Regions from separate parts of the Homo sapiens genome. Here regions 2 and 3 are each linked to region 1. The links are chromatin loops, found by intact Hi-C in ENCODE. Cell type or tissue: K562. All regions are shown on one strand.

Region 1 (8,000 bases):
CAGGGATCCATTAGGTATTTTATCATATTATATATCATCCCCAGCTCACACTACTTTTAAAAGAGCTGAAGAAAGAAATCTCTTGATAGACAGCTTCCTGTCCATTTACAACCTAGAAGGTACCTAACAAAAAACAAACAAAAAAACTTGCTGGCAAACCAAACTGTTTTTACTGAGATAAGAAAGAAACCATAAACACAATCATTTTAAAACACTCATATTTTAAGTATAGCTGCTAATATTGAATGACAGTTGCCATAAACTCTAATTGGATGAGATGCATTAGAGTTAAGTGTGTTGAGCCAAAATGCTCTTACATTTGCCGTACAGATTTCCGGGAGCAATTCACAGTATGTATTTCTGCAGCTATAACCATTTTTAACCCAGATTACTCTTTCAGGAAGTTTATTTTAAGCTCAGTAACTTAAATACTGTACCCAAAAAATATATAGAAAGGAAGAAAGTAAGACTTTACAAAATTATTATAGAGGCCATTATATATATATAGACAATTATTATATAGACAATTATCCAGTCTACCATTATGAGCATTTAATATAGAATAAGAAAGAGCTCTGTACTGTATCACATCAAGAACCTTCTTCCCACCCTTAAGAAACATTCTGATCTTAAATCACCCTGCAGGCCCAGTTCCAATGACTTCCATTAGCTCTCAATTATCCACGATGATAATGAACCAGAACAAATAGTCAATTCACCAATTACCCTCATTTTGCCCAAATATCACAGCCTTTTCCTTAACTAATATAGCTAAAGATTTGCAATTAATCTATTAATCTTGTTATTTCCTTTCTACCAGCTCTGAGGCAATTAGTATATAGAAACAACACATACTAGCTAACACGGCGAAACCCCGTTTCTACTAAAAATACAAAAAATTAGCTGGGCGTCGTGGCAGGCGCCTGTAGTCCCAGCTACTTGAGAGGCTGAGGCAGGAAAATGGCGTGAACCCGGGAGGTGGAGTTTGCAGTGAGCCGAGATCGCACCACTGCGCTCCAGCCTGGGCAACAGAGAGAGACTCCGTCTCAAAAAAAAAAAAAAAAGAAAAGAAAAAAAAAAGAAACAACACAAACATCAGATGGGAGTCAGGAATAAAAGAAAGAGAAAAAGAGAACAACTTAGATAATTCTCCAACTTGATATTTAGCTCCTGAATAATTAAGAATCAACTAGGATATAGTGCCCACCACACTCACTGAAATTTTTTAAAATTCTCTTTTCATACCTTTAAGTCAAGGGCAAGCATTTTAAAAAGCAGACAGCCAATAACTGCTCCTCTCACACATACTTTGTTTCTAGGAGTAGATACTTTAAACTATTTCCTTTATGAAATTCTAACTTATTGTTTTTGTTGATTGGCCCTAAACCTCACCAAAACAAAACCAGCAGACCTAAGCAAATCAGGATGCCTCCCAGTTTCAGGTGATCTCTTTTTCCTTTTAACACTCACAGTGAAGTACCTAACATGCTCTCCTATTTCTTCACCATTCTGAATGCCATCTCCCAATCCTGCTTTAATACCAATTTACTGCCACAGCCCATGTCTCACTTACCTTTTAATTCCTGCAATACCTGGAATAGTGTCTTGTGCATAGTAGGTGACTAAGAAATTGATCTTGAGTTGAAGTAAGTTAAAAACGCCTTTCTATACACATGCAAAATAGTGAGTTAGCAGGAACAGAAAACCAGACACTGCATGTTCTCACTTATAAGCGGAAGCTGAACAATGAAAACACATGGACACAGGGAGGGGAACAGCACACACTGGGGCCTGCTGGGTTTGGGGGGTAGGGGGACGGAGAGCATCTGGAGAAATAGTCAATGCATGCAGGACTTAAAATCTAGGTGGTGGGTGACAGGTACAGCATACCACCATGGCACATGTTTACTTATGTAACAAACCTCCACGTCCTGCACGTGTCCCAGAACTTAAAATTAAATTAAATTTTTAAAAAATAGTTGTCAAAAAAGTGTAAGTACCTCAAAATGGGAAATAACTGTGTTCAGTGCAGTATAAAAAGAGGTCCTAGACAGCAATTCCTAAACCATCACAAGCTGAAGAAAATACCCAAGTTCACTGCATAATCTCATTCAACAGAATCAGAGCACTGAAACTAGCCACATCTCATCAGATGGTAACTGTGGAATGAGTGAGTATCAGAGGACCGTGCAATCAATATGAGTAGCAATGACCCAACAGAGAAAGTATGGGGAAGATCACAGAAGCCTAAAACTGAGAAATTGGCAGTTTTTCAGGTCCTTTGGTCACATCATGTCTTGCTCATTACCCATTCAAAAGAATTTCCTTTAAAATAGTCCAGTTCTGCTCTATGCAGGATATTTTACAATCTAGCCTTAAACAAAATTGAATATACATATGTAAATTATGTAAAATGACCACAGCCCTCCAATTTTGACAATTTTAACCTTAACAATTTAAACCTCTCCACTTCCCCTTTCATGTTCAACTGACCTGTGTAGTAATAAGACATTCAAGAAATAATTTTATCATAGTCCTTTATGCTTCCCACTGAATTTAAAACTGGGAATAAAGGCCTCTGTCCTATGAAAAGGTTAGATCATTGGTTGGTTGGGTGATTGGATGGTTGGGTGGGTGGGTGGGTGGGTGGGTGGTTGGTTGGTTGGTTGGTTGGTTGGTTGGATGGTTGTAGGTTGGTATGAGGAAGGCAAGAGGTCTGTCTATTTCTTGAATCATACTCAATAAGGCCATCTCCAAACAGGAAGACAGGAACCCCACCAAGATCATTTGTATAAAGGTACTGGTAGCTTCTGCCATAAAAAGGAAAAGAATGGGTGGAATTTGCATGCAGAAATGAATAATTTAATTGAAGATCAGCCGGTGTAGACTGCCTTATAAGTTGTTACCACCTACAGCAACAGCTGAGCCTCCTTGTAATTATAGTTCTATCAATGACTTTATCCTTTAAAGAAAAAAACAAAACCTGAAATATCCTCAGAGCACTATAAATGATAGCAACTATTCCAGAATGCTGCTCTGAGGTGGGTGAGGAAAGTTTAAGTCTGACTTTCACCGACCAGATCTAAACACTTTTATGGGGGCAAAGGGAGCCCAGGCTTTCTTGCTAGCAATAGATACTGCTTCTTAGGCTCTATCTTCCCTTCCGAGACACCTCCCAGTTTCTTTTCCCAATCAAGGTGGCTCTTATTTTTATTCCAGCTGGAATTTACCACACGAAACTTAAGAGGGTGAGCATATAATGTGACTTAGCCCAAACCCTTCACTTACCTGCCCTGCCACCCTCCAACTGACCCCTCCCTCATGACCTTCTGTCCACAGCCCCTGCTCATTCAGCACTGATGTAGAATAGGGCATAGAGTAAAGAGTAACTGTCTACCACTTTTAGCAGCCTATCTTTATAGAAAACAAGATCATAGAAGGCACAATAAACCAAATAAGCCCTTCCCAGATAGAAAAAAGAACTTTGACAGTGCTGGCCTCCTTATGTGGGAACTTTTGTGAGTTAAAAATGTTATTAATAAAATTGCAAACATGCCCCTCCATATGTGTCCTGGTAGGAGCAAGATGGCTCCCTGAAAATTATGCAGGCAGATGACCTACTGATTACAATTCTTCCTCACATCTGCAGTGTGTTGCAGCTCAGAAGGCCTGACCAATTGTCGCTGTATGGTGCCTAGAGTTCTATGAACATACATTATTTTTCCAAAACATACAAGGAAATGAAAAGCATCAAAGAATAAGGTATAGTAGGAAAACGAGGCCTCTTTACACAATAAACTATTAAGAAGAAAAACAAAAGACCCAGTTATTTCATTTTATTTTAGCCCCTTAGTTTTCACAGATTTAAAGTCATCAAGTATAAAAGAACCCAAAGATCTTTCCCTCAAGACATTTCACCAAATAGCTCAACTGCCAAACATCTGAATTTGAGTTCAGTCATATCATTTGCATGTACTCTATTTTGTGAAGAACAGATCTGTTGAAGTAGTGTTTCTTATTACCAAAATTGTATGTTTCCCTGAAGCAATGTAGTAATTAAAGATTCTCCTTGACTGATATTTTCAAAAACGTCTATTTAAAGTGGGAGGTTGGGATATGTGGTAAGTCTTATGAAAGTGTGAAGTAGTTAAAAGATCTAAATGGCACATATTCCATTGCAGATCACTTAAGTTACTTTTAGGTTGTTAATATTTATATAGAGCAGTAGTAATGGATTTTTCTTTACTTCAGAAGTTCCAAGATTAGTAGGCATTTGCACAGATTAATGCACACTCTTCCATGCAGATTCACCCCATGGGAATCTTTTTCCCTCTCACTATTTGATACTCAGTGAGACATCTGTGTATCACAGGAGAAAAAATGTCAAAAGAACAACTTTAGGTAATGTTTGATTCAATAAATAAATTGAAATTAAGTATGTTATTTTTGTTTTCTTTTTCTCTCTATTATTCTATAACCTCACACTGATAGAGTAGATAAAGGATGAGGCAATGCAAGTCAACGAATGAGAAACAAAGATGGACGAAGAACTAAAGGAAAGTCTCTGTGTCACTTACTTTACTAGTTACCTAGCACTATTTTTAACTCTCTCATTAGAATTCATACCTGCCCAGAATCCAAATGTGAAGCTGTCCAGTACTCTGTTCTAAAATCAAAACACATCAAATGCCCAGCTTTCAATTATTCCTATAAAATATATCTTAATCACTCATATCCCTTCTACCTAACCTTCTGAAGTACCTGAAAACTGTCAAGAGAAAAGGAAGGAATTCTTGATATGAATCCCACTAAGTCACTGTGAGTCACAGAAATGGCCAGGCCACTCCTGCTTATCTGCTAATAACAGCTGCAGCCACTTCCAACTGAAGAGCAGGAGCCTTCCTGCCCACCAAACAAAGAGTGGAAACAGGAAAGAATCTTCATTCAACAGTTAAGGAGCATGCTGCCTCATCTTCTGGAAGGTGGAGCTTCCTTCTAGGGTGTTTATAAGACTGCTGATACAAATGTATAAAACCCAAATCAGGAGAAGGCGTTTACAGTCGGCCCTCCATATCCATGGGGGATTGGTTCCAGGACCCCAGAAGGATACCAAATTCAAGAATGCTCAAGTCTCTTATATAAAATCGTTCAGTACAGTATAACAAATGTCACTATGGCATTAATGAGGCTAGAAAATGACTGGCCTGGAAACTGTTTATTCATTAACATAATTTAAAAACTAACAATTCACTGAAGCATATACATTAGCAATCACAGAATCTCATTTAGTTAAGTGACACATGCCAATGCTAAAATGTTTTCATTATAGAAAAGTTGAAAAAATTAAAGAAAAGTGTAAAGAAAAAGATTACCAAAGGGGAAACAATATAATCCAAACAGAAGGCAATGACTATTGACATGGTGGTATATTTTTCCAGGTATTTTTCTAGGCATATTTATTTTTGAATTGTTGTACTGAGTTGTATACATAATTGTGAATCGATTCTGTTGCTTCATTTACTATTGTAATATCTAAGTTATGAGAAACTCTTTATAAATATCATGTTTATGACTGAGTTTAATCTTGGAACTAAGCAAAGGTGAAGACAAGGACTCATCAGTGATTTAACACCTTTTTAAAATCAAAGTTCAAGGATACACTTCCATCATTAACATTTCATCATATTGTTTTCATAAATACTTTTAGAATTGTGGGATCCAGTCCAAGTCAAAAAAAAGAGAGTCCCCTAACAGTGCTTAACACTTTCAAAATAATAATCCATTTCATAAATCTTCAGAGCAAAAACTATACCAGTGGTAATAATGTTAGCACAGATTCCACTCAGAGCATCTTGAATATTTATCTAAGACATAGTCCCAGCATTGGCTAGTATCTATACTTCTTTAAAAATATAATGGGGTCAAGAGAGAATTTTCATGTAAGTTAACTTCCTAGAGGCTCCTAACAGCTCTTCATAGTTAGTACTTAGTGAAAAATAAGCAACATTTGCTTGCTTAATGCCACTGAGTACAGAGTCAAGGAGATTTAACCATGACAATTAAGTCATGTTGAGTGATTATATAAATTGGAAGAAATTTCTTGTCCAAAGTGAAGAGCTAATACATATATCATTCTGGATGCTTACTCATGACTAATCATGTATTGAGCAATAAATGCAAAAGGAAAAATTGAAACTTGATGAAAGGAAGTTTCTAAAACTGTATACCTTTGGTTGAAATATATGCATATAATGACTAGATGCAGATATAAAGCAATATACCAGTCAAAAAAATCATACCATCAAACTTCATTTAAAAATGACCCTTGGTTCTAAATTTAACCTTAAGAGTTTGTGCATTTTTCACAAAATGGATCCTTCTTTGTGCTTTTCCTAAAAGAGGGGAAAACTACACCATATTTGCTTGTCAATTTTCACATAATCTGGCCATAACGTCACTAATGCTAGTCATCAGTGTCTGTTTGGGTTATTCCTGAGAAACAATATAACCTTAAAATTTTCCATAATAAACATAGATTTTGACACTCAAATTATTTCATCTTAGTATCTCACCCATGCACACTTGAATCAAAAGTTTGACCCATGAAGGAAGGTGTCTAGTGATAGGATCCCTCCTCCCAAGTAGTCCTTTCAAGTGAGCCAGAGAGGTTTCTAAATCTGGAAACCAGCATAGCCATTTCTCCAGAATTTTTGTAAAAATGCCCTGTGAGTTGGCTTATGTAATACTTGGCTGTTTGCCTTGAAAACACTAATTTTGTTCATTACAATGCTACTTTTGCTTTTCTACCTTTCTTCTTTGTATTTTTAGCATTAGGAAAAGACAGAAGGTAACCCTCAAAATGATAGAAGAACATATCAACCAAATTCTTCTTGAAATCCCAAAGGAAAGAGATATGAAGCATCACAGAAGAGGGTGAATACATTGAGGAGGGGCTCACTGACATTGGTGGTGCCAAGATGAGTTAAAGCAATGAATGGAGACAGAATTAAATAACATTAAATGACATGGTAGAATGCCATTCCCCTTTCAGTTCTCTTTCAATCCCTCTGATTACATCACAAAGAACATTTAAGTTTGCTATTCTTTAACACCCCTCTGACAATAACTGTGATAGATAAAAAGATGGCCACAAATTCTTCCCTACTATTTTCCTTGAATCTGAACTAGACTAAATCAATAGAAAGTGGTTAAGATGTTGTGGGACTTCAGAGCCTAGATCCTAAGAAACCTCAGTGTCCACGAAGACTTCTTTGAGCACTCACTCTTGGAACTTAGCTGCCACATGTGATGACAAACCATATGAAGAAGCAACGTGTAGGCACTACAGGAAATAGCTTCAGGCGGTCCCAGCTAACAGGTAGCAGCCCTTGCCCAGCCAAATAAGACAACCACCATGAACATCCAGCCCAATCAAGCCTTCAGATAATCCCTGCCCCAGCTGTCAAATGAAACCTCATGCCAAACCCAAACGAGTACCACAGGATAGCCAAGTCAACCCACAAAAATGTGAGTGATAGTAATAAAGTATTATTTTAAACCACTAAGTTTTGGGTGGCTTGTTTTGCAGCAACTGATAACCAGAAGGCTTCCTACTCCCCAGTTTCAAGAAAGAAACAATAGGCTGCAGTTTCAGCAAATGCGCAGGCCAATAGTAGACAAATGATAAAAATACTACTTTTGATCTTATTTATGTTTGTGCCATGTGATAGTGGGTTTTTATTTATGGTCACGGTTAGAAAAGGCAACATCAAATGAATACAAAGTTAAAGAGACAAATTTTTTAAATATCACGTAAATTATAATTTGAGTTTGAAAGCTCATAACAAAAAATGGGATGGTGAATGGCCATGAATGGCTGACATATGGGAAACATTGCATAAAGATAAAGGATAACATGGAAAGGTTCTAAGGGAATAGACTAGGCTCAGAAACAGAAACCTCTTATTTTGCCTAAAGAGGTAAAATGGCAGTGCAAAATC
Region 2 (8,000 bases), 80 kb after region 1:
ATACAGATACACAAGTGGAGTCCTTGTACACAAAATTTTATAATATTATGTATGTATTTCTTTATAAATAAATGTTAACATAAATTATGGCATCCAGAAAACTTTATTTCAAATTCTTGCACTATATACCTTTGCAAACATTATAATGCTTAATAAAAACTCATTTGAAGATTTTTTTTTGCTGGAAACTAAAGAAGCATGAAGACTCTCAACTAGTCAACAATGTAATGTAATTTAAGACGAAAATGGGTCCATTTCCTTCCTTTAGGAAATCTCCTAGAGATGAGGCTGAGGCAGAGAGAAGCCTCACTCAGTAAGAAATCAATATATGTTTAGATTTATGTTTGAATTGGCTTGGTATTCCACTTGTTGGGAAAAGGTAGAGTTAATCTTAACCTCATACTATTGCTGGTCACTCCTAAATTCCAGCCCCATTTCAATTCAGAGTACCCTCCTTCTTCAACAAATACTTTTGTGTAACTGTTTTGTGCCAGAAATTGCACTCAGGGCCAAGGATGCAGTGTTGAAGTGACACAGGGCCTGCCCTCACGGAACCTCTGAACTCACAAGCTAATAATGTGCGTAAGAATCACCCAAGGGGAATGTTAAAATTCAGATTCTCAGACCCAGCATGGGTCCCCAAAGCTTCCAAGGATTCTGATGCAGGTGAGGTGGTCTTTAGGAACACACCCTGAGGAACTGGTCCAGATGAAGCCCCCTCCAGATAGATCCTATAAGTGTCTGCTACCACTGAATCTCCAGCACTGACCACATATTAGATATTTCAGTACATATTAAATTAGTCTACAAACAGGAGATGGAAGAATGAAGAGATAATCCCTATTCAGTGTGGCAGGTACAATGATAGAGGTGCCATAAAAGCATAAAATGGGGCAATATAGCTTGGGTAGAAACAGGGACAACTTCCTAGAGAAGGCAGCCCTTGAACAAGTCTTACAGGATGCATAGGAGGGAGTCAGGTAAGAAAGGCCATTACAAACAGAGAGACAGCAAGAGCAGAGGCAGTGAGAAATAGCAAGATTTAGGCAGAAACTACACGTTTTGTTGCTACTGGCTCTAGAGGCAAGAAATGCTGGCACTTTAACTACATTATCTCTAACCCTGATAGCCCTCTTCCAGTTAAGGATGATTATTCCTGTTTCACAAATAAGGAAGGTGAGGCACAGAGAAATTAAAGTTTGTCCTAGGAAATGATATCACAGTTCCTCAAAAAATTAAAGCTAGAATTACCATATGATCGATCCAGCAATCCCACTTCCGGGGAATATACCCAAAAAACTGAAAGCAGGAACTCAAACAGATATTTGCACACCTGTGTTCATATCAGCATTATTCTCAATAGCTAAAAGGTGGAAGCAACACAAGGGTCCATCATTAGACGAATGGATAAACAAAATATGGTACATACCTACAATGGAATATTATTCAGAATTTAAAAGGAAGGAAATTCTGATACCTGCTACCACACGAATGAGCCTTAAAGACATTATGCTAAGTGAAATAAGCTAGTCATAAAAGGACAAATATTGTACGATTCCATTTATATGAGGTACATAAAAGAGTCAAATTCATAAAGACAGAAAGCAGAATAGTGGCCACCAGGGAGTGGAGAAAGGAGAAAATGGGGAGTTTATGTTTCATGGCTATAGAATTTCAATTGGGGAAGATGAAAAAGTTCTGGAGATGGATGGTAATGGTTGCAGAACAATGTGAATGTACTTAATGCTTAAAAATGGCTAAAATAGTTAATTTTATGTTAAATATATTTACCATAATAAAACAAAATTTATACAGATAGACAGACATAGATACATATTATAGATGTATATAGATATCCTAGTGGCTGCTCTGGGATTCAAGTCTAGCTCTGTTTTCTAAAAGGAGTGACTAGTTTCACCCTCAGGCCCAAAATAGGAGAGGTTTAAAGAAGGGACCTTGGCCAAAGCTACCTACAACCCGCCAGCATCTTAGAATTATAACATTAATTAGCAGTGACTGGCATCTATCAACATTTCTATACATATATGAACATTGAAGAAAAATCCATCGGTATAAAAATGTTAAATGACAGAAGCAATATGATATATTAATCCTGAGAGCAATAGTAAAAGATAGTTACACACCTTCATCTCCTCCTTTAATCTACAATAAATGCAAATGAATGAGCATATTAAGTGCTTCCTATCTCTTTTTAATCACTACCATGCCATTCCAAGCATAGAGATTTTTTTACAAGCTGTAGCAAACAGATAACAGTCATGAAGTTGGTAAAACAATGTGTAATCAGATGACAATCTAGAGCCAGGATCAGTACTCTCCAGCTGCCTTGTCAAGAGTTTGGCTGGCCAGGGCAGGCTGCAGCACACAGCAGTGCCATCTCCCCACCATCCTCCCTGCTCCCTCCCCCACCCTACCACATTGCAGCTGTGCAACAGGAGGTGCCAGGAATTGAAAGGCACGTTGCCTTGAATGATATTTTTGCCCTCATTCCACATGCTATTAAGTCCCTCCTACCTCCAACTATCACCACCCGGTACATCAAAAACATGGCCAAAGCTGTCGCTGAATTCATTCACTGCATTTGCTGCAGCTTTAAAATACATAGCAAAATCAAATGCCAACCATCCTTATTCATATATGAGAGGAGAGCTATTTGGAAATTGTTCTACATTGACCTTTTACTACCAACAGCAAATCCAAATGCCCAGCCATGAGCCATCTATCTTGTGGCCTCACATTGGTACAGAAATGCAATCTTAATATATAATCATCAGGGTTTGGGTGAGGTGGAGTCAGGGGAATGGGGCCAGGTGCCAGTACTTCTTCTATTTCATCTTGTTGGGGTCTAAAGGCCCCTTGAACTTTGTCCAAGGCTAGACCTTCTTGTCCTCCTGGTCTCCTCTAACATGCCTATTTCCATACCAGGACCTGCAGGTGAGGGGTAAGAGAAGTGAAATTGCTCCCCCTGGAGCCAATGTCTTTTCTCCCCCACTGTCTCTACTGCTTTTCACTACTTTCCCCAGTTCCTGTCTCTTCTCTTTCTTATCACTTGTACCCAGATTTTAGGTGTCATTGGGAAAGTCTTTCTTCTTATAGCGGCTCAGGCAGCATGCCTTGCCATAAACACCAATAGCTTCATATGCTTCTTCAAATAAAGACCACTGCAGCCAATCAGAGCACTGCTTTTATTCCAGACAGATAGCTAATCAATACTTCTATCACTGTGCAATAGAAAAAACTCTTCAGATTCTAGATTGATTATTACTTGATAAGCTACGTAATTACTAAAATGCATCTGTACTGACTGTTTTGTTGTATTTTTTCTATGTATGTAGAACTGCTCCCAAAGTCTGAAGTTTCCGGAAATCCTATCTTCATGTTTACAAAAACTGCATTTACATAAAACAGATGTCAGGGAGGAAAAAAGTTTTTCCGCTGCTCTCTTAGGTTTATTTCCTGGAGGTATGTGAATTAAACTGACAGAAAATAAAATAGCAAGAGAAAAGAAGGAGTTTATTTACACGTGCAATGCACACACATGTGGGAGTGCCCAGTGATGACTAACTCAAAGGGGTGGTTAGAATATGAGACTTATATACCTAACTTTGTGGGGAAAGGGGAGGAAGCTCCTATGGGAAAAACAGGTAGGCTTCCTTAGGAAAGGCAAATCAATTTTTAGGAGAGCAAACGGTATATAAGAAAGTTTGTGATAATGTTTGTTTATGGAGGTGCAAGTGGTCTTTCTGTCTTCTTCATGGCCATGAAACTCTCCTGGAGAGAGGATTTATGGTAGCCTCATTTCCCACAAGTTGCTGCTTTTAGTCAGATAAGGGAAGCTCCAATATGTGTTCTTGAATCTCAAATGTCTCCAGCTTGAAATAAACTTTATACCAACTCAGGGATTCCCGTAGGTCCCCACTCCAAAGATGAACACCTGAAGTAGGTAGGTGTAGTTGTTGTACAGACAATATAACCTGTCTTCTATAATACTGGAAGGGAAAAAACATATAAGCCATAAAGTAACTCTCCTGATATGTATATGGCCTTCGGGTTTATTCTACTTATGAAACCCACCTTCTTATCAAGTACTGAACCCTCCTAATTTTTCTCATTCCAAATATTACTAAAAATTATAAGCTTGCTCGTTTATTCCTACATGCATTCTCTATTTCACACAAACACACACACACCATATTTATCAAGACAATTCTGACAATCATATATTCTAAACTCCATGCAGGATTCACACTTTCTCAAATAATTGACAAAAACGTGCATTCCTTGAGTTCGTATGTTCCAAAAAGCACTTAGCTCACTGTCTGAACTGGAAATGGCTTAATTACCTTGGGACAAGGGGAAATGGTGGGGTGAGACAGACAGGAAGAGAAAATGAGATCAATTCCTTAAAACAAAACAGTTAGAGCAGGTAGAAACCTTGGAGAAAATCTGATTCAATCCTGTCGCAGTACTAATGAGGAAATTGCTAAACCTTGGAAAGGTTAAATCACCTGCCCAAGGGCATACCACTACCTGGTGACTGAGCCAGGCTTCCTGGCTGCAGTCGTGTGTGTGTGTGTGTGTGTGTGTGTGTGTGTGTGTGTGTGTGTGTGTCTGTGTGTGTCTGTGTGTCTGTGTGTCTGTGTGTTTAACCTCTAAGAGAATCACTGAAAACTTGTGTTAAAAGGAAATTTCAGATACATGCTTCAACAGTCAGTGGTACTTCAAGAGCACCTCAGAGAACCTGAACCAGTCACTCAAATGATAATCTACTCTCACTTTAATAATCTCCCCAGAGAGATTGCCTCTTGCTAGACATTTCTGTATTGATTTAAGGCCAGTTCTACAGATCCTAAAGGAGATGTGCTCAGTTCCTTTTATTGCTCTTTAAAACCTCTTGATTTTCTCAAAGTCTATGAGGAGCTTCTTCCTCTCACTCTCTACCCACCACCACCATTGAATATTTCAAGAAAAAAAACATTTTAAGGTTATTTTTAAATGCCATTCTCCTTTTACATTTCTCCAAATTTCTTGCATTAAGCTGTACTGCTTTTGTAAGCAGGGGAGAAAAGGCAATAAATATTTATTTTTTAATTTCCATTATTCTATGTCATCTGCACATCTCACAATTACTTTAATCATTACTTTAATCATTTAAATCTTCCTTTAAAATTCAAGGCAAAAATTAAGACTTCCCACAAACACACACATGCACGCACACACAAAAAAGCCTTTTTTCTTTTGCTAATTTTTTGTTATTTTGTAGAGATGGGGTCTCTCTACGTTGCCCAGGCTGGTCTCAAACTCCTGGCCTCAAGCAATCCTCCCACCTCAGCCTCCCAAAGTGCTGAGATTACAGGCATGAGCCGCCTCACTAATATTTTCTTTTCTATTGCTATTTTGTTGTGGCTTTCAATTACACATATGACAGAATACCAAGGGTACTGCAAACCTACTGTTCCTTGCATTTATTACTCTCTTGCCTGCTACCATCCACCCAGGGATTAAAGAAGGCAGGGAAGATGGTATGTCATGTTTGTCTCCACCTTGCCAATATTCTATGGACTGTAGCCTTGGGAACAGAACCCCACCTGCCCTTTAATTCCCTCAATACCAAGTCTTCATTGTCAATTCACTTAGCACCTAGGGCATAAAATATACTTTGTGAAGTATATCAGAATACCAAAGACATATAGCTCTGCAAGTACACAGGTTGACTGCAGGGTCCATTCCCTCTAGTTAAAGAAAGGAATTTTCCGTCTCTTTACTTCCCCAGGACTGGTAGTACTTGTCTCATCTCTGTGGTCCTATATTTCTCCTGATAAAAGGTTTGGCTCCAGACACCATCACTTGGGTCAGGCCAAACCAGTCTCTAGGCAGCAACACAACACCTGCAAGTGGTTTGATTGTCCTTCTTGCCCAGAAATATTTTGACCTTGTCTATTATTTTTAAAGCCGTTTGTTCTAGTTTACCTTCTCAATCAGCCCTTCTCCAGGATCTGTCTTAGATAACTTGCCACAAAATGTTTTGTTTATTTTTTGACTCCTTCTTTTGTTCACAATGTTTTCCCACAGCAGTCTACTATGGGTTCATAACAAATGAGTCCCCACATTTACATCAAACTACCTCGGCCTAGTCCTTGTCTTCAGGAAGAAGTACATTTACACTCTACAAATCAACAAGAAAAACTCTCAGAATAGGAAGCCTATGAAAAAGCTATCTTTATTTCTCGTTGTGTAAGAGCCCATTTCTAATCCTGACGTACTCCCGTTTTACCAAGTAAGTTGAATTTCTACCTTTTCTTCTACTCTTTCTTATCAGAAATCTTAGTCTCCTTCCCTGATTTTTCTTCATAAACAGCATGTTCGTGTCAGAATTCGGTGGTTAATGAGTGCCAACCACTCACCTGTGCCAAGAAGTGTGGGTGCTCCCAAACCCATTGTTTTACCTTTCAATGAAACAGTTCAGAAATTTCAGAAGCTCATCTGTTTACAATGAGCCTACCTAGTTTCATCTGAAATAAATTCACTGGTATACTTTAGTATATATGTGCTTTATCAGAATTCATCTACTTCATTCTATAGTATGGGTTCTAAATAGTTTTATCCCGTTTAACACTTTAGAAATCTGATTATAGTTTTATTTTTTTAGCTCTCTTTAGAGGAAAGGATAGGAAAACACATCTTAAATTGCACAGCTGCACTCTCTGACTCAAGCTACCTAGCAACTGTCAAAATATAACCCAAACCACAAAGGTGTTTGAAGCTGCATGTGAAAGCTTATTCTAAGACAGATACTGCCAACTCTTCTACTGTCACATGCAGCTTGGCATTTCAGCACAAATACAATAGGGAGACAGCTTGAGAGCGGGAAAAGTGTTCTGACGGCCTAAAATGTTTCAATATTCTCCTTTGCATTATTCAGAATATAACATAAATGCATAATTAGAGCCAAAGCAATAAATTCCATGAATTACATGAGGGAAAATGTTATTAATTCCAGTTCCTCCAAATTTCAGTTTCAGTGAGTACATGTCCACATAAAAATCCAAATATCTGGGTCTCTTAGGTCAGAGTATTTAATCCTGCTCCTCAAAACTCATGTTTCAGAGTCTGCTTGGAAAAAGAAGGTAAAAATAATTTGCCAACTGCATTGCAAGGAAACTACAGTTACCTTTTTGTATTCCAGAGGTCAAATAAAAGCCATTCTCTCTATGAAAATAAAAACATCTATTGTATGAAAGACCCACTAGAAACTGTTAACAGTATTTGCCTCTGGGGTGCTGAGGATCTGGGGCACTGAGGATCTGGGGCTGACCATTTATTATATGTTCTTTCATATTGTTAAACTTTTTTCCGTGTTCACTTCTTGCTTTTAAAATATGAAACAAACATTAAAAATAAGCTAACTTGAAGGTTGCATAGGTTTAATAATGAGATTACCCCCCCGGGATGAGGAATGGGAACATGTTTATGCTGGTACCTGCAGACAATCACAGGTTTCTACAGTAAACACTCCTCCGTCAAGTGCTTTCTGACCATATTTAAGAAATACAGCTTTTCTCACTGGGACTACTGAGAAAATAAACTGGAGTTCTGTTTTGAGAATTCAAAGTACATACCATTCATGCAAACCAAAGAACACACACTTATTCAAGGACCCAGCCTACTACTTCATAGTTATAAAATGTGGAAAAGAAACCACAAGTCTCATATCAGCAATACAGCTGCACAACTCCTCAAATACTTTTCTAAAGAATTTCCATTGTATATATTAAACCCATAAAACATCCCTGAGGATCTATCATCCATATATGTCTCCACCTTGACAACATTTACTATAAAACCACAATATTTGTGCGACTTCGTTGCTTTCTCACCCTCCTACCCTAAATATTTGCACTACTTTTTCTTGCCTGGGTGAAATTAAGTTTGAAAATAATTATTTTGTAAATTACTGGGCACTCACCCATCACATTACA
Region 3 (8,000 bases), 64 kb before region 1:
AAACTTTCCACAGTATCGTTCAACACATACACATACACACATGCACACAGGCGCACAAGCAATCTCATATCACACACACACACACACACACACACACACACACACACACACATAGCTCCATTCTTCTCAAGGAAACTCCCAGGAAAAACTGAATAAATAGGCACAGTTTCTTCTCCTCTGGCCTCAGTTTTCAGTTTCTGTCTCGCTCCATATCACTCTCCACCACTCCCACCCACTAAGCCCTCATGCTTTCTCCTCCATTTGCCTTATCAAATTCTGAGCCCTTGGCAACTCCTTTACCATAAAGGCTATAACTGAAAAGAGTTAATACCCAGAAGGTATTTATATTTTAACATAAAACAATAATCCTCAATCTAAAGTGTTACTAAATGAAACATTAAATATAGAATTGAATGAATCAGCCTCAGGGAACTTTTTGGGAGGCAAAGGGACCCTTTTTGCAGCTCCTAAAATGTCACCACATGGGCCACAAGGTAAGGCCCTCTCTCTGCTGTTTCCTCTTTCTAAAGGCTCCACTCCAAGGGTTCATAAAATGGAAGATAAAGGTCATGATTGGCATGCTTCTTCAGACCTATAATGCATCACTTGAGGTTCTAATCTAGTTAAATTCCAGAAACTAGGTAGCTCCTTCACACAGAATGGGAGATATCTGGGTTCCCACACTGCTGGGCTTGTCTACCTGAAACAGCCATCAGTGCGTGCAGGGCCATGAAAAGGCCTCTTTGGGTGTGAATTGTGGGGACCAGCTCGATGAACAAATAACCATTTCTACTACACATTGTCTCAGAACCAGAAGAAGGTGGTGTGGCTGCAGGTTATGATAACATAGTCATCACCTGTCACTTCTAATTATCAGAAGCCGACCTCAGCAGATCACAAGAAACCACTTGGCTGCCACTTGAGCTTTGACCACTTGAGCTTTGAGTTCTTGCTTTCATTTCATAGGAGTTATTGCATTTAGGATAGCAAGCAAAAGACAGAGCCAAACAAAGAAGCAGATACCAGCAGCCAGCTGGGCTCACGCCCCCGCCCCATTAAGGGGGAAGAGAGAAAATGGGAGCGGACTCTGTGGACTGTGCCACTTACGCTGTGCACAGATGGGAAGGAAGAAATGCTGGGATAAGCCAGCTATACCTGTTGGCTCCTGCCCTCCCCACAGTAGTGCTACACTCTCAGGATTCCGTGAGCACAGGAAAACGACACTAAAAATGTTTGACAATTGAGTCTGGTTCAGGTAATAGGACAAAGCACAAGCTATCTCTCTCCTTCCCTCTCCCGCCACCTCACCCTCAACACTTGTCCAAGCAAAACTCATTCAAAATGTGGTGTAGTGAGGACTAGGAGAGCCCTGGTACGCTAATGCCACCCTAATGTCATTAGTGCAGCCTTGACAGCAAGCAATGACCTCCCCTCCTCCATGCAATTTGGGTTGCTTTACTAGTAAATTTAGAGGAGTTAGAAAAACAGGATGTACTACAGCCTGCATTCTGATAACTAGTGATTTGTTCAGCTGATTATTTCTCTGTGAGGGGAGTGTTATTTTTCTTTCTTTTAACTGTATTATGTAAGCCTGAAAAAAGCACGCTCACCAAGGAGATTCTGCAGAAGTATAGCTGCTATGCACATAACTGATCTTCACTGGCTTTTTTTTTTAATTAATAGACTTTATTTTTAGAGCAGTTTTAGGTTTACAGAAAATACAGTGCTCCTACAATATTCACCTCTCCCCACACTGCACAATTTCTCCTATTATTAACCTCTTGCATTCTGGTGGTACATTTGTTACAACTGATAAACCAATATTGATACATTATTATTAACTAAATTCCAAAGTTTACAATAGAGTTTTCTTTGTGTTATGTAGTTCTATGACTTTTGACAACTATATAATGTCATTTATCTACCATATCCTCAGTATCATACAGAATAGTTTCACTACCCTAAAAATGCCCTGTGCTGTTCCTCAGATTTTTCCTTAGCCCTCTCATCTCTCTGTGCATTCTTCAAATGACCTAGTCCACCCCTGTGACTTCCACTACCATGCAGCACCAATGCCTTCCTAACCAGCATTTCTGGCCTGGATCTCTCTTCAAACTCAACAGAATTCATCATCTCCTTCCATCTTTCTTCTCCCTCCTTTCCCTTTCCCTCTTGCCCGTCACCTTGAACAAACCTGCTCTTCCTCCAATGCCCCGTCTCTTCACACAACATGATGTATGCAGCCCCCTCCCTGTCGCTGCAGGCATAAACCTTGCAATCATCCCCACTTCCCAAATACAAAAATGTTTGCAGAGGCACTTGTTTCTCCCCCAAATCACATTTCCTGTGCATAAACTCATGTGACAATTTAACCTTTCAACTCTCATAAGATGACCATTTGTCACTAAGACAGAAAGTTCTTGCTTTCATTTCATAGGAGTTATTGCATCTAGGATAGCAAGCAAAAGACAGAGCCAAACAAAGAAGCAGATACCAGCAGCCAGCTGGGCACACGCCCCCCCATTAAGTGATTTCCTCCTGTACACTGGCCACCCAGGGCATGAATTTAAAATGTATGCCTCCACAAAAGTACCACTGTACCACACCATGAACATGGCTGACGCTGAGATTGTTGACTGCTCAAATGCCAGGGATTCCCTGGTCTTGGCCTTCCCATGCTGTGCTCTCCGCCCAGGGTTGCCTTTCTTCTCCTTGATTATGGAACTATTGCCTCATAAACCCTCAGGACCCACCTTGGGTCACCCCATTAGGCCCCTTTGTGGTATTCTCATTATACCATGTGTCTCCTGTCTGACATGTATATCATGTGGCAGTTTTTATTTACTTGTTGCTTTCCTTTCCATTGGATGGCGATAGCAAGCTCCTGGAGCAGGGGGACTTTGTGTTTCATTTCAGATTCTCCAACACCTGGAACAATGCCTGTGACACATAATATAGCAACTCAACCAATACTTTGAAGGAGTGGAAGAAGAGAAAAGGAGGGAAAGGAAAGAATGAACAGTCTGGTTCTCCAAATGGGTCCATTCCTAGGAGATTCATAGGAAATAACAGAAAAAGCTTTTTACCTAAAATGGTAGCACATGACACTACATTAATAACACAGAGAAGGCTGACATTATAAAACAAAACAGAGCAAAATGATAACACATCTGCACCAGAAAGAACAAAAGTTAGTACCTGTAATTTACTGAAGTCATGGATATGTGCCATATGTTAAGACTGCAGAATTCCACTAAACTCATTTAAAACCCAAAACTTATGGGGCAAGCATTGGAGAAAGGCTTTGAGAAATGACAGCTTAATCACTTAATCCCTTGCTTCTGCATGGAGATGACAGGTTCCTCCTTTCTTCACTGGTTCTCTGATTAGATAAGAAAACTGATGCCTAGGACACGTCTGCTTTGGGGATCACATACATAAGAAAGAAAATGGCTAGAGGTTTATTCTAAACTAAATTCAGAAATTAGGCCTTCACAATTAAAATACATTTAAAAGTATAAACAGTTAGATGTGAAATTATTTATGCCAAGGAAACTACTCTACTGAACTCACCTGAAATTAAACAAGAATGTTTCTAGTGTGAACTTTAATTTAGGCACACCTTACCAAATGTTGAAATATTTTCATTTACCTAATTTAGGTTTTAGCTACTTAAAGCTAAGAGATACTTGGATAAATTTCATGGAATTCATGAGTTATCCTATTTGGCCTGTGTTTCTACATTGGGAAAATGTCAAAGAAAGCATATCTTATATCCCCAAATATGAAGTAATCCCAAATATAAAGCAATCTTTCCCATTTCTGACTCAGATGACTTTCTTAAAAATGTGTTTATATTTACCAAAATATACAAACTTTTAGGGATATGGACTGCATATGATGTTTGTTACAGGATGTTAAAATACAACCAATTCAGCCCCAGTTTCTGCTAAAGTTCCTAGCCCATAGCCAGCATATTTCACAGTGAGGTGTGAAAGGACTGCGTAAAGATTGCAGTTTCCTAGATTTTACCCTTCTCCTCATCTCTACTGAGGGCATAAAAGTCTAGGTAGTTGGAGATTACAGAAGACTATTTGGAGAAAGTTACTGGTGTGCTATGAGTCTCATCTTCCCCGCAAGAAGAATTTGGGGAAGAATTTGTCCCTCACCTCAAGCCTAGAGTAAGGAGCTTCAGTGGAATTTTTAGAGCTCACATGCTTCCTGGTTGTGGTGGAATGGCGACTAACTCACACTCTTGAGAACCCTAAAGGGTAAGTGACTCACTGAAGCAGCCTAGGGCAGCAGAGAAAAGCCTGTGGTTTGAGAAGTAACTGCACTCCCAACAATGGGTAGAAGATCCTGTGGACCAAAGAGGAATTCCACTCATGTGCTGGATATATCTTGTCTACCACTGTAGACCCAGCCTCCACCTGTTACTATCCTGCTCTATGCCCAAGAGACTGACCTTGATGGAAATTATCACAGACTTCCAGCTACATTTGTCCAACAGGAGGCACCTGCAGAAGACAAGAACAAGGAAGGGGAGAGAGAATGGGGTATTTATCCCCCCAGTTTTCTCCCTGCTGGGTTAGCACAGGTTCTAGAGAAGTTGACAGCTTCTGCTGGGCAGTCCTCTCCTGCAGATGTAGCTCTCTCTAGGCTCTCTGTCCTCATGCCTTCTCCTTGTCCCCTCAGGCCCAGGGGTGATAATGACTCTACACTGTTACACAAGGCACTTCAACATCCCTTGTTAGTATCTCAACACTGCCCACACTTCTGAGAATAATCTCTTCACCAAGCTCTCCTCAGTTCCTCCACTGGAGTGTGCCATCTGTATGCTTCCCTGACCCTGATGATGGAGCACACAGGGACCAGCACAGGGTCACCAGAAATCCTACCCAAGAATGCTGATGCTCAACAACAAAAACAAACAATCTAATTAGAAAGCAGGCAAAGGACTTGAATAGACATTTCTCCAAAGAAGATATACAAATGGCCAAAAAGCACATGAAAAAATGCTCAACATCACCAGTCACTAGGGAAATGCAAATCAAAACCGCAATGAGATACAACTTCACACCCATTAGGATTGCTATTATAAAACAAACAAATAAAAACAGAAAAGTACAAGTGTTGGCTAGGGTATGCAGAAATTGGAACCCATGGGAATGTAAAATGGTACCGCCACTATGGAAGACAGTGTGACAGTTCTTCAAAAAATTAAACATGGAATTGTCATACAATCCAGCAATTACACTTCTGGGTATATACCCCAAAAAAGTGAAAACAGGGACTCAAACAGATATTTGCATACCTATGTTCACAGAAGCATTATTAGTAACAGCTAAAAGATGGAAGTAACCCAAGTACCCTTCAAAAGATGAACCAATAAACAAAATGCGGATATTATCCAGCCTCCAAAAACAAGAAAATTTTGAACACATGCTACAACATGAATGAAAACAGCCAGTCACATAAAGACAAATATCATATGATTTATTTTATGTGAGGTTACAGAGTAGTCAGATTCATAGAAACAGAAAGGAGAATGGTGGTTGCCAGGAGCTGGAGGGAGGAGCAAATGGAGGGTTAGTGTTTAATGAGTACAGTTTCAGCGTTCAGTATGGGGAAATGAAAAAGTTCTGAAGATGTGTGGTGTGATGGTTGCACTACACTATAGATACACTTAAAATCACACAATTATAACTTTAAAATACTTGAAATTGCCAGGCATGGTGGCTCATGCATGTAATTTCGACACTTTGGGAGGCTGAGGAGGGGGGTTGGTTGAGCCCAGGAGTTTGAGACCAGCCTGGGCAACATGGCAAAACCCTGTCTCTACAAAAAACACAAAAATTAGTTGGGCATGGTGGTGTGTGTCTGTGGTCCCAGACACCCAGGAGGCTGAAGTGGGAGAATCACCTGAGCGCATGAGGTCAAGGCTGCAGTGAGCCATGATTACTCCACTGCACTCCAGCCTGGGTGACAGAGTGAGACCCTGTCTCAAAAATAAATTAATTTAATTTAATAGTTAAAATGATGAATTTGTAATATATATATTTTGCCACAGTTTTAAAAATGAATGCTGATTGGGAGATATACCTAATGTTAAATGACAAGTTGGTGGGTGCAGCACACCAACATGGCACATGTATACATATGTAACTAACTTGCACATTGTGCACATGTACCCTAAAACTTAAAGTATAATTAAAAAAATCTTGCTAATCATAAAAAAAAAAAATGAATGCTGAGAAGCAAGCAAGGGGCCTCATCAAAAGGAAACTGAAGTTGTGTGCAGAGCTGAGCAAAGCATCAGGAGAGACGAACCAGGAGAAATGTTTTCACCCATGGAAGACAAGCACAGATGAGCGATCTCCGGTGAGGGAGAGATTTCCAGGCCCCACAGAAGACAGTGGGTGCTTTCAGCTCCAACCTCTCCTCACTCTGATGACATACCCCACCATGCTTCAAGGGGAGTAAGCTAGGAGAGGATGAGAGGAAGTAGAAGCACTGAGTGGGAAAGAGAAGGGCTTCTCAGCACATCTCCCACTAATGAGGGCTCGTCTGCAGCAGTCCTGCACTGGGAGAAAGGGGAAGCTTTAACTTCAATAAATTCTGAAGTTTGGAATAAATATACTAAGCAGACTGTACTTCCAGTGGAAGTAGAAGTGACTGGAAGAACCATGAGGCTGTGTCTAAATTTCAAACCAGAACAATAATAAGTAGGAGCACAGAATAAATTTAAAAGAACAAAAGTGGGTGACAAAAATAAAGTTGCTTTATAATGACCATCTGTATTTGTCAGAGTTGTCCAAACAAACAGAACCAAAGGAGGTTATATATGCACAGAGAGGAAAGGAGAGAATGAGAGAGGGAAGTGGAGAGAGAGATTATGAGTAATTGGCTCATGCCACTATAGAGTTTGAGAAATCCCATCATCTGCCATCTGCAAGCTGGAATCCCAGGAAAGCCAGTGGTATTCCCAGTCTAAGTGTGAAGGCCTGAGAACCAGGGGAGCCAAATTATAAATCCCAGTCCAAGGACAGGAGAAGATGAGATGAGAGGTCCCAACTCAAGCAAGAAGGCACGAAGCGAAAGGGTGAGTTTCTCTTTCCTTTGTTTTTGTTCTATTCAGGCCCTCAATGGATTGGATGATGCCCGACTTCACCAGGAGGGAAGTCTTCTGAGTCCACCAATTCAAATGCTAATCTCATCCAGAAACACCCTTACAGACACACTCAGAAACAATGTTTAATCTGGGCACCCGATGGCCCACTCAAATTGACCGTAAAATTAACCTTCACTCCCTCCAGGATTAATACTTGTTCAAACCTAATGGTTATATAATTAATTTAATTATCCATATTCTATAACACATCCTATAAAATTATATATTAATCTTGGAATGCTATAAATTCCATGAGTTTTATCCAGACTCTACATTTCCACTTAAACTTTAAGTCATCAAAGAGTTTTCCAAAAAGTACACCTTTGCATCAGTCTAAACTGTTAGAGAAACATTTTCTGAATCTACCCTGATATGGTTTGGCTGTGTCCCCACTCAAATCTCATCTTGAATTGTAGCTGCCATAATCCTTATGTGTCATGGGAGGGACTCTGTGGAAGGTTATTGAATCATGGGGGTGGGTTTTCTCATGATAGTGAATAAGTCTCATGAGAGCTGACAGTTTTATAAAGCGCAGTTCCCCTGAACACTCTCTCTTGCCTGCCGCCATGTAAGATGTGCCTTTGCTCCTCCTTCACCTACTGCCATGATTGTGAGGCCTCCCCAGCCATGTGGAACCACACTTAGGTATTTCTTCATAGCAGTATGAAAATGGACTAATACATACCCTCACTGGAAATCTTACCATACACCTTGAATTCCAGTCATATTAGGTTAGCTTTCCTTTTGTCCTGAGGTGTATGTTTGTAATATCCACAAAATATCTGCTGCATTGCTTTAAAAGGCATGTTTAAAATTATATCCAGCACCT

The links. Peaks named below come from ENCODE experiments on the same cell type or tissue, not always from the same donor. Only the 100,000 strongest peaks of a DNase experiment are listed, where the experiment ranks them.
Region 2: it touches region 1 in a loop (3.0-fold over the local background); 1 of 110 quality-filtered maps calls a loop at or near these places.
Region 3: a loop joins it to region 1, with 2.1 times the contacts of the local background. A loop is called at or near these places in 1 of 110 quality-filtered maps.

What each region holds. Positions count from the first base shown.
Region 1 is chr2:197,926,330-197,934,329 of GRCh38, reverse strand. All of the region lies in intron 1 of PLCL1 (phospholipase C like 1 (inactive)), which reads right to left. Among named protein-coding and RNA genes, the nearest start is that of PLCL1, 130 kb to the right of the region's middle. RefSeq lists an enhancer at 4,691-4,985. In K562, no CTCF peak of the experiment used is centred here; a DNase peak (open chromatin) is centred at 4,879; H3K4me3 peaks cover 394 bases.
Region 2 is chr2:197,846,664-197,854,663 of GRCh38, reverse strand. The region is part of intron 1 of PLCL1 (phospholipase C like 1 (inactive)); the gene reads right to left. Among named protein-coding and RNA genes, the nearest start is that of PLCL1, 46 kb to the right of the region's middle. RefSeq lists an enhancer at 6,082-7,394. In K562, a CTCF peak has its summit at 3,002 (motif pointing left); a DNase peak (open chromatin) is centred at 2,993.
Region 3 is chr2:197,990,288-197,998,287 of GRCh38, reverse strand. All of the region lies in intron 1 of PLCL1 (phospholipase C like 1 (inactive)), which reads right to left. Among named protein-coding and RNA genes, the nearest start is that of PLCL1, 190 kb to the right of the region's middle. In K562, no CTCF peak of the experiment used is centred here; a DNase peak (open chromatin) is centred at 3,367.